Regions from separate parts of the Homo sapiens genome. Here region 2 is linked to region 1. A link is an interaction called in ENCODE POLR2A ChIA-PET data of the cell type or tissue named here. Cell type or tissue: Panc1. All regions are shown on one strand. Links, peaks and the distances in the headings refer to the core of each region. The heading gives the core; the rest is flanking DNA. Region 1 overlaps ZNF532 (zinc finger protein 532). Region 2 has its middle 25 kb from the start of LINC01926.

The links. ChIA-PET counts read pairs that join two places held together with the same protein. Peaks named below come from ENCODE experiments on the same cell type or tissue, not always from the same donor. Only the 100,000 strongest peaks of a DNase experiment are listed, where the experiment ranks them.
Region 2: POLR2A ChIA-PET joins it to region 1 with 5 read pairs; 8 of 35 experiments call an interaction of 5 or more read pairs at or near these places.

Annotation. Positions count from the first base shown.
Region 1 is chr18:58,867,959-58,873,339 of GRCh38, reverse strand. The region is part of intron 2 of ZNF532 (zinc finger protein 532); the gene reads right to left. Among named protein-coding and RNA genes, the nearest start is that of ZNF532, 5.8 kb to the right of the region's middle. RefSeq lists an enhancer at 2,386-3,367. In Panc1, for the core only: no CTCF peak of the experiment used is centred there; no DNase peak of the experiment used is centred there; H3K27ac peaks cover 3,739 bases.
Region 2 is chr18:58,785,691-58,791,071 of GRCh38, reverse strand. No RefSeq gene overlaps it. Among named protein-coding and RNA genes, the nearest start is that of LINC01926, 25 kb to the left of the region's middle. RefSeq lists an enhancer at 1,151-1,956. In Panc1, for the core only: no CTCF peak of the experiment used is centred there; no DNase peak of the experiment used is centred there; H3K27ac peaks cover 4,903 bases.

The sequences.
Region 1 (5,381 bases), core at 87-5,086:
TAAATACCATCAAAACATAGTTGGGTGCAGTGGCTCATGCCTCTGATCTCAGCACTTTGGGAGGTCAAGGAAGGCAGATCACTTGAGCACAGGTGTTTGAGACCAGCCTGGGCAACATAGAGAGATCCCTTCTCTACAAAAAATAAACAAAATTAGCCGGGCGTGGTGGCATGTGCCTGTGGTCCCACCTACTCAGGAGGCTGAGGTGGGAGGCCAAGGTAGGAGGATCACTTGAGCCCTGGGGGTTAAGGCTGCAGTGAGCAAAGATCGCAGCACTGCACTCCAGTCTGGGTGACACAGTGAGACCCTGCCTCAAAAAAATAAAACATAAGATAAATTTTAGGCCGGGTGTGTTGGCTCACGCCTGTAATCCCAACACTTTGGGAGGCCAAGGTGGGCAGACCACAGGGTCAGGAGATTGAGACCATCCTGGCTAACATGGTGAAACCCCATCTCTACTAAAAATACAAAAATTAGCCGGGCGTGGTGGCACATGCCTGTAATCCCAGCTACTCAGGAGGCTGAGGCAGGAGGATCGCTTGAACCCGGAAGGCGGAGGTTGCAGTGAGCCGAGATCACGCCACTGTACTCCAGCCTGAGCGACACAGCAAAACTCGGTCTCAAAAAAAAAAAAAAAAAAAGATAAATGTTGGAAGGCAGAGAGAAGGTAATGATGAATGCGGTCTTGGGCTAGGACTATAGTGCTGGGTTCCAGTTCTAAACCTGCTATTGGTTACCTGATGGCCCCACCCTCCAATGTGGGCTCACTGTAGAAAATGAGATAACTACAAATGTGTGAAGTACTTCCAGCTATGGGGTCCTTTAAAACAGAGGGCTTTGAATTTTCTAACCTTTTTAGGTTTTTCAACTATCTAATTCTTACTATTGAAATCCCTAGAAAGAATTTGTTCCTCACAAAAGAAAATGATAAAATCAATACCCATTACTAGCCCCGGGAGTCAGCCTTGGGGAAAGGAGGAGTTTGTGTCCCAAAATGCAAAGGCTGATGGTAAGAAAACAGTTCAAGAACCACAACACCCTGATTTTATCTTTAGGTCTCTACGGATCACTCAAGATGTCTAAAAGCTCTAATTATGTAAAGCTGTAATAATAACTGACTGAAAACAGAAGAATACAAAATCTGCATTTGGGGCCCCTGAAGACCATCCTTAAAGAGTGATCCTTCATAAGGAATATGTGAGACAGCTAAAAAAGCCGCTCTGCGTCTGTCTAAAAATTACTTATTTCAGTCTCCAGATTTAGATTAAACAGAATTTGCTCTCCCTCATTATAAAACAGCCAGAATATAGAACTTCCTGCCGTAGAAGATGATTCAAAGAATTCTTTAAACTGTGTTTATTTATTGTTGGAACAAAAGATTCTTCTCGGCACCACTTTCAATTTGCTTTGATTTTCTCAGCCTTTTCAAAGAATACATAAAACAAATACATCTTTCTAGCCCTTCTCCCCTCCAATCTGTATCCTCACCCCAGTGCCCAATAAAATAAGTCTTTTCAACATGCTATTTCTAGAGATGTCTCTGGTGCAAATACAGATGCCCTGCTCTCTGTGCTGACTACAATCAGGAAAATCTGGCTAAATACAAAGGCCCTGAGTGTACCTCAAACTTCTCCACTGCATATTCTCACGCTGGCAGTCATCAGCTATCACCTCCAACGTGAACGGCGCCAGTGTCTTTGCTGTTTAGCACCTGCTGTGCCCTCTCTGGGCACCTCCACACCCTGAAACAGCTTCCATGCTCACCCCTCAGTCCACCAACTGTGCTCCCCCAAGGCAGAACAGCACAGTGAGAAGGAGCATGTTTCAAATCCTGTTTCCACTTCCACTTACGAGCTGGGAGGGTCTCTGTCTGTTTCCCCACTGGTACCACAGGGAAAAACATGTACAGCTCCTCTCATCATTTCGGTATCAAATGAGGTAACATAATAGCTGCTGCGGTGGTGCATGCCTATAGTGCCAGCTACTTGGCTGCTTGGGAAGCCGAGGCAGGAGGATCCCTTGAGCCAAGGAGTTCAAGTCCAGCTAGTTTGAGTCCAGTCTGGGCAACATAGCAGGACCCCACCTCTAAGAAAAGGTTTAAAAATCAGAAAAATGGGATAACAGACGTAAAGTGCCATCACCTACTGCAGCATCTGCAGGTTTTAGCTACATTTTCTACCTTCCTGGGAATCTTCTGCCCTCCAACTTGCTAAAGCACAGGTTCTAAGTTCTTCAGCCACCCCTGCCGCTTCGTTTATGGTTTTTACTACGTAAGCCACTATCTTAGGGGACCCAAACCCAACCCCTTTTAAAACACCTTTCTTCTATCCTCTCTGTTTTATGTTCATTACTACCAATCTTGACCTCCAGCCCAAGCAACCCTCCTAAATTCCAGACTCACAGAGCCAGAGGCAATTGGAGCCCAAAACTGAACTCACTGTATCAAGTCCCTCCACCTCCACTCTTCCAAATCTATTCTGCCTTCGGAATTTGCTATCTCAAAGACAGAACACCCAGTCTCCAAGCAACCCCCAGACAGCCACCTAAGAAGCAGCCTTACTCCTCCAATCAGGCACTACCTGGCCCCTGAAGCAGCCCCCACCTACCACTCCATCCCCACAAACAACACCTGGGATGAAAGACCCTCATCCTTTCTCTCCTGGATTGCCGGTTCCCTCTTTGGCCTCCCTACCTCCAGCCTGTACAGCCTCTATTCCAACCTCCATGGGGCTGCCACAGGACCTTTGTAACGAAAGGTCCGTCTTTTCTGCCTACACAGAAGTCCATCCTCAAGGCACTGCACCAAAAGGCCTCATCAGGTGACCCTCAACTGCCTTCCAGCTCCATCCCCTCGCACACCCACACCCCACTCGAAACACCAAGCTCTCCCCAGACCTTTCCACGTGTGCTGCATGGACTTAGATGCTCTCCCAGGCTCTGACTGCCTCACATATTCTTACCAGTCTTTCACAGCTCCTCTGTGGACGCTTGGCATGAGGCGGCCTATTCACATTCCTATCATAGCTTCTGGGGGCTCCTTCCACTAGATTTTTCTCCCTGGGGCCCTTTTCCCTCTGCACTCCTGTGCTTAGCACAATGCCCAGTGCTTAAACACTCAGTAAGCATCTGTTAAATGACAAGGCAATCCCCAGGTTAACATCATGTCCCACTTCTTGGGCTCCCCTCCATCTGTACCACCATTACCTTTGTCTGTTCTTCCCAATCCTGAAAGCTATTTTATCCTTAAAAAAAAAAAAAAAAAAAAAACAACCTGGGCTGGGCACAGTGGCTCACACCTGTAATCCCAGCACTCTGGGAGGTTGAGGCGGGCGGATCACAAGGTCAGGAGTTCGAGACCAGCCTGACCAACATGGTGAAGCCCCATCTCTACTAAAAATACAAAAAATTAGCCAGGCATGGTGGCACGCACCTGTAATCCCAGCTACTCAGGAGGCTGAGGCAGGAGAATCGCTTGAACCTGGGAGACAGAGGTTGCAGTGAGCCGAGATCACGCCACTGAACTCCAGCCTGGACAACAAAGCGAGACTCCAACTCCAAAAAAAAAAAAAAAAAAAAACAGATCTTCCAAAATCTTCCAAACAAATCTTCCAAAATCTCCCCTCTTCACTGCTTTCACTGAATATTGCTTAAACATTTTCAGTTCCTAAAAATACATAAAAGCTGAATAACTTCAAATATTATTAATAAAATGACCCCAATACTTTGGCAGTCCATAAATCAAATTATAATTCAGAAGTTAATAACACACAACTAAGATTTCAACAATGATCTGTGGTATCACTTTCCAAAATTTCTATTCTATTGTTGTTTTGTGTTTTATTGAACCTGAATGTAAAAATTAGACTGCCAAATGTTTCCGAAGAGATTAAAAATAATTGCTGCAGGAAATAAAGGATATTTTACCACTTGCAGTTTTCTGTTTCCACTTTTGGCTAATTCTGATTAGTTCAGGGTTACAAAGCATGTCATCCCATTAGAGAGTGTTCTATTATCATGATCATCTCTCGTGTGTCTTCAGACAATGTTCACTACGATCTCTTTCTCGGCGAGTCTTAACTGCAGCTGTCAACGCTAGATCTTTTTTGTGAGTTACAAGTTGGATTTATTTTCATTCAAACTTCTAACTCTTATGTATGTACCATGTGATCCAGCCACCCCAATTCTAGGAACAGTCATGCAACGCAAACCAACATTTTGGTCAACAATGGCCCACGTACACACAGTGATCCCATAAGATTATAATACCATATTTTTCCCGTACCTTTTATGTGTTTAGATTGGTCAGAAACACAAATAGTTACCACTGTATTAAAACTGCCTACAGTATGCAGTACAGTAAGATGCTGTATAGGTTTACAACCTAGGAGCAATGGGCTACACCATATAGCCTAGGTATATAGTAGGCTATAGTAGGCTACACCATCTAGGTTTGTGTAAGTACATTCTATCTTTGCACAATGACAAGACTGTCTAATGATACATTTCTCAGAATGTACCCCTGCATTAATCGACACGTGACTGCATTTAGCAAAAAGAAATAAAAACTTATGTTCACACAAAAACCTGTTTCACACAAATGCTTACAGCAACTTTACTCACAATTAGCAAAAACTGGAAACAACCCTAATGTCCTTCACCCAGCAAATGAATAAACTGTGGTACATCCATACAGCAGAATACTACTCAGCAATGACAAAGAACCAAGTATCGAAACACAGAGAAACATGGATGAATCTGAAACGCATCTTGCTATCTGACATTCTAGAAAGCCCAAACTCTAGGACGAGAGAACCATGTCCCTATAGTGAGACAGTGGATGCCAGGGGTAGGAGAGGCTGACTACAGAGGGGCGGCAAGAGGAAATGCTCTGGTGTGATGGGCCTGTTCTGCTTCGCCCGTGGTGGTGGATAAGTGACTCTACACATATGCCAAAACCCACAGAACGGTACACCACAGAGTAAATTTTCCTGTACACAAATTTTAAATTTTTTTAAGCTAATTCTTTAACCATGACTTAGTTAAAGATCAGCCCTAAAATAAAATGAACACGAAGGTGTGTGTTTCCATAATGTTTATCAAGTCTGTAGTTCTTGTTCTGATGGTCCTGGGATTAGGAGTACATGATGGGGAATGGAGTCAGTTTCCCTTGTGTTGGCAACCTCTGCTTCACCTGTTAACAGCCAGCTGGAGTTCTACCAAGGATACGGTAAAGGTTGTTCAAAGCCAACTGGAGAGCGACTGTATTGCACGGAAAAGTCCAAGAGAACATTTCAAGAGAAGAAATAAATGGGAGATGGGAGAACACAAACCCTAAAATTCTAACTCACAGTCAAAGGCATCAGAAGATTCTACTGACAAGT
Region 2 (5,381 bases), core at 76-5,075, 82 kb after region 1:
TCTCCCGAAGCCTCCAAGATTCTCATTTAACAGGTCTGAGTAGTGCCTAGAAAATCTTCATTCTTCATTTTCAGCAAACTTTCTAAGCCCGAGGCTAGTGTTTTCTTTTTTCTTTTTCTTTTCTTTTCTTTCCTTTTTTTTTTTTTTTTTTTTGAGATGGAGTTTCCTTCTTGTTGCCCAGGCTGGAGTGCAATGGTGAAATTTTGGCTCACTGCAACCTCCACCTCCCGGGTTCAAGCAATTCTCCTGCCTCAGTCTCTCTAGTAGCTGGGATTACAGGTGGATGCCATGATGCCCAGTTAATTTTTGTATTTTTAGTAGAGATGGGGTTTCACCATGTTGGTCAAGGCTGGTCTCGAACTCCTGAACTCTGGTGATCTGCCCGCCTTGGCAGATCTGTGGCTTGCATTTTGCACTTTCTGTATCTTAACACATCTTTCCATGTCAATAGATATAAATATACATCATACTTATGGTAGATTTTCAGGTATATGTGGAGATGCTTATTTGAGGGGACCATACCATCTGGGACCTTTGACTTCCTTTTCAACTCACACTGTCTAGCAAACACCCACTCTGCTGGTGGTTAAGGCTAGAACTTGGGGTGCATTTCTGAATCCCAGAGTCCTGACTGGGCTTGGAGGTGAGGAGCTCTTGGCTGGTCTGGGCCTTCTGCATTCTGCATCAATACTCATGGGCTTCTGAAAATAGTCACCAGTATTTTCAGCCTCTGATGCTGATCCTGAGGGTCTCCCAGCTCCGAGGCCACCGTGAAGCTGCAGGGCTTGCAGTTTGGGGTTACACAGAATGTCCATCCCAAGTCCCAACCCCCCACCTCCCATGCACAGGAGGCCAGTGGGGATAGTGTTTAGGATTCAAGGACTGAAACCTTAAGCCAAGTGAAACCACAGCGCCCGCCTTTGAACTGCAGAGATAGCTCCCCCAGCTCTCCCCTCCCAAGAAGGCCCTGGGTCCGCAGCAACAATGCAAAGTTCAAATCTATGACTACTTGCTAGCGCATTTGGGAACCATTAAGTGACCTCTGACCTCCCCTGGCCCTTGGACATGTGACCCTTAGGGGCTGTCTTCCCTGCCACAGAGACTGGGCGTGAGTTGTTGGAACCAAAGGAAAACTGTGTGTAGCAGCCTGTTTTGGAGATTAAATGAACTTAAAAATACAATCTGTAGTAAACTTTATTTTATTTTTTTAGTAATTGGGATAATTGGCTTCAGTCTGTGAGATAAACAAACTACAAAGCAAATCCTTTAACCTCCTGTGCCGGGCTGTAAAGGGGCCCGCATTTGTATTTTCCTGATGCTTTTGGTGACCTAAGGGCTGGCCTCTCTGCCTCTGGACTGGGGCTGGCACAAAGCCGGGCTAATCACAGAGCACTTTCGGAAATGAGGGTCTTGAATGGAATTTCCTCAACACGCCCTCGGCAGTCTGCAGCCTCCTCACTGAGTTTTCCCTTCTGGAAGGCTCTGGGCTGGGCAGGGCTGGAGAACAAAGGAGCCGTTTCTCTGAGTCTTCCTCAGAGCCCAGAAAGCCTCCTGACCCAACAAAAATTCAATAAAAGCAACTCTTGTGTTCCCTTCCGTGTACTACGGCTGTCAATAAATCAAGTGCTAGGGCTGAAAATAAGTCAAATGCTGCATATTCACAGTTAACAATGTGTACATCTCTGTGGGGGGAATAAAAATTGTTTACTGTAGATAAGAGTCTTGCCCTCAAAGAGCTTAATATTTACTTGGAATATCATGACTAATCACAGCAAGAGGAAAAAGTCAAATCATGATTTGTGGCAGCAATCCAAGCAATCTTGGGACAAAAGTAACAAGCTTTAAGAGTTCAGTAAATGCAAACTGTTGAGCATCTCTTCTACTAGACAAGGCTGCAGAAACCCTAAGGTGGGGACTTATCTCAAAGATAGCTGTCATTATTTTTTCTTTCCTCCCATGCACCTACCACTCCCTTTTGGAGAGGTGGAGCCTATCTCTCCACCCGCTGGGATCTGGGCTGGCCTATGACGGCTTTGACAAATAGGATGTGATGGAAGTTATGCTCTGCCAGTTAGGTCTAATCCTTAAGAGGCCTGGCAATTTCTGCTTCCCCTCTCTTAGAAAGACCCAGCTGACATGCTATGGGAAGTCCCTAAGCCACCTGGAAAGTCCAAGTGGAGTACAATTGAGGCTCCAGGACCATGGTACCAGCTGAACTCCCAGCCAATAGCACCAAGTCACCAACTCCGAGTGATCCACATGGAGGTAGATCCTCCAGCCCTGTTGATCCACCTCAGCTGCCAAGCAGTCCCTGCCTGCTTAGCCCCAGTTGCAAAACTGTGAGCAAATAAATGATGGTTGTTGCATTCTTGCATCTGCTTTGCTTTCACCACAATCCCTGTAAAGAAGGTGTTTCCAGGCGTGGTGGCTCATGCCTGTAATCCCAGCACATTGGGAAGCCTAGATGGGAGGATTGCTTGAGGCCAGGAGTTCAAGAAGGTGTCATTAGCATTATCCCCATTTTATAGATGAGGGGTTAAGGTGGAAGTGGTTAAGCAAATTATCCAAGATCTCACCAGTCAGTAGTAAGCGGAGGAGGCCCAAGGACACAGGGTGTGTTCTGGGGTTGGTGCTTACACCAGCGTGGCAGGAGCTTGGGATATTAGTCAGGAAGTGGTGTGATATAAAATAGGAAGAAGGGCCAGGTGTGGTGGCCCACGCCTGTAATCTCAGTAGTTTGGGAGGCTGAGGCAGGAGGATCACTTGAGCCCAGCAGTTTGAGGCCAGCCTGGGCGACATAGCGAGACCCCATCTCTAAATAAATAAATAAAATAAAACCAGGAAGATGGATGGGTTGGGATCAAATTAAGGAGGGACCCATGTGCCAGGATAAGAAGTTAGCACTTCATTCAATAATGACCGTTTATAAGTGGCCATCGGTGGCTTTTTAGCCAGAGAAGTGATGGGGTAAAAATATCTGAAACAAGTGGTTGAACACGAGATAGTCTGAAGGGCCAAGAGTCTGCCAGCAGATGGCTCAGCGGAGACAGAGTTGAAGTGATGGAAAATTGCTGCCTGCGATGGTGGCAACGGAACAGAAAAAGACACATGACAAGACTTAAAAAAAACACAATGGTAGGATTCCACGGTCAGGAATTCCAAAATATTTAAATCTGGGTGGCCCAAAGGAGAAGGGGTGATATCACCGAATGAACTGGCAATGCAGGAGGAAGAGCCAGTTTAGAAAGTCTTGCGCACGGAAAAAAAAGGTTTTTGTGGCATTGGCACAGATTTGAGGGAGATGAATTTAGTTTAAGATATGCTGAAACTGAAGAGCTGGCAAAGAATGAAGATGTGTAAGTCACACTTCCAGCCCTCGAGCCGTTGGTAATTCTGAGTTCCTTTTCTCTCTTACAAATACATACACAATCACACATGGACACAAATGTACGCACACACACATTATTTATATATTTATTTATTTTTTGAGACGGAATCTCACTCTGTCGCCCAGGCTGGAGTGCAGTGGCAAGATTTCAGCTCACTGCAACCTCTGCCTCCCTGGTTCAACCGATTCTTCTGCCTTAGCCTCCCGAGTAGCTAGGACTACAGGCGCACGCCACTACACCTGGCTAATTTTTGTATTTTTAGTAGAGACGAGGTTTCGCCATGTTGGCCAGGCTGATCTTGAACTCTTGACCTCAGATGATCTGCCCGCCTTGGCCTCCCAAAGTGCTGGGATTACAGGCATGAGTCACTGTGCCCAGCCTCACACACACATTCTTACATACATGCCAGAGAAGCAAATAGAAGTAGTATATAGTAAATAATAGTAAAATGAAAAAACCGTCCAAAACACTTGGTACTGACAATATATGCTACGAGTGATCTGAAAGAGAAAGATCAATTGGCCTCGTAGCATTCAAAGGGGTTACAGTAGGATCAGAGGAGGGGTATTCCTGGAACACGTGCTTACAGGCATTGAGCATCGAGGCAAACATGGAGGGAGGGATAGTGGGAGAGGACAATTATCATAGGCATCACACATTTTTTGAAAATGTGGTTTTAATGACCTCAAAGTATTCCATGCAAAACTACAATTTATTAGACGATTCCTCTAACTTTTTACATTTATGAGGTTGGCAATTTTGGCTATTATAAATTACATTAAAATGAAAGCTGGCTGGGTACAGTGGCTCACACCTGTAATCCCGTGCTTTGGGAGGAATGGGGAGGATGGCTTGAGCCCAAGAAGTCGAGGTTCCAGTGAGCTATGATCACACCACTGCACTCTAGCTTGGGTGACAAAGCAAGACCCTGTCTCAGAAAATAAATAAAATAAAATAAAATAAAGTCTCTGTAAATAATTTTTCGCTTACATCTGACCATTCTTGGAAGACAGATTCTTTGTTTTTTGAGATGGAGTTTCACTCTTGTTGCCCAGGCTGGAGTGCAATGGTGTGATCTTCGCTTACTCTAACCTCTGCCTCCTGGGTTCAAGTGATTCTCCTGCCTCAGCCTCCCAAGTATCTGGGATTACAGGTGTCCGCCACCATGACCAGCTAATTTTTTTGTATTTTTAGTAGAGACAGGGTTTCACCATGTTGGCCAGGCTGGTCTTGAACTCCTGACCTCAGGTGACCCACTTGCCTCGGCCTCCCAAAGTGCTGGGATTACAGGCGTGAGCTACTGTGCCCAGCCAGAATAGATTCTTAGAAATGGAATTAGTGGGCTGAAAAATGTCAATTAAAAAATATATATGTATATATTTTAGAGACAGGGTCTCACTCTGTTGCCCAGGCTGGAGGGCAGTGATGCAATTATAGTTCACTGCAGCCTTGACCTCCTGGGCTCAAGCTATCCTCCCACCTCGGCCATCTGAATAGCTGGGATTATAGGTACGTGCCACCATGCCCAGCTCTAAGATATTCTTGACACTCTTTGCCAACAGCCTGCTAAAAACATGGTCAGTTTGGCTGGGCAGGACGCACAGCTGTGTGTTCTGTATGACCTGTTTTACACATTAAATATTTGAAAATAAATAAAAACACAACCCACAATGTTAACAGTGCTTACCTCCGGGTGTTGAGGTTTAGGGGTGATTTAATGGACTTCTTTTTACCTTTCTATATTGTATACATTTCCAAAATAATTTTATCAAATTACTTTTTTAAGTAGGAAAATCCTATGATAGAACACTGTGCTCAAGGCATGAATCCTGTGTTGTTGCTCCAGCTCTCCAGCCGACAATGTGAACTTGGACAAGCCACTGGATCTCGGCTGAGCTAGAGCATCTGAGACAGCCACTAGGTGCTCTCAGCCCAGGACCTGGGGCACTTAAAAAACTCCTTGCTCTGAGTCCCTGCCCAGAGTAACTGCAT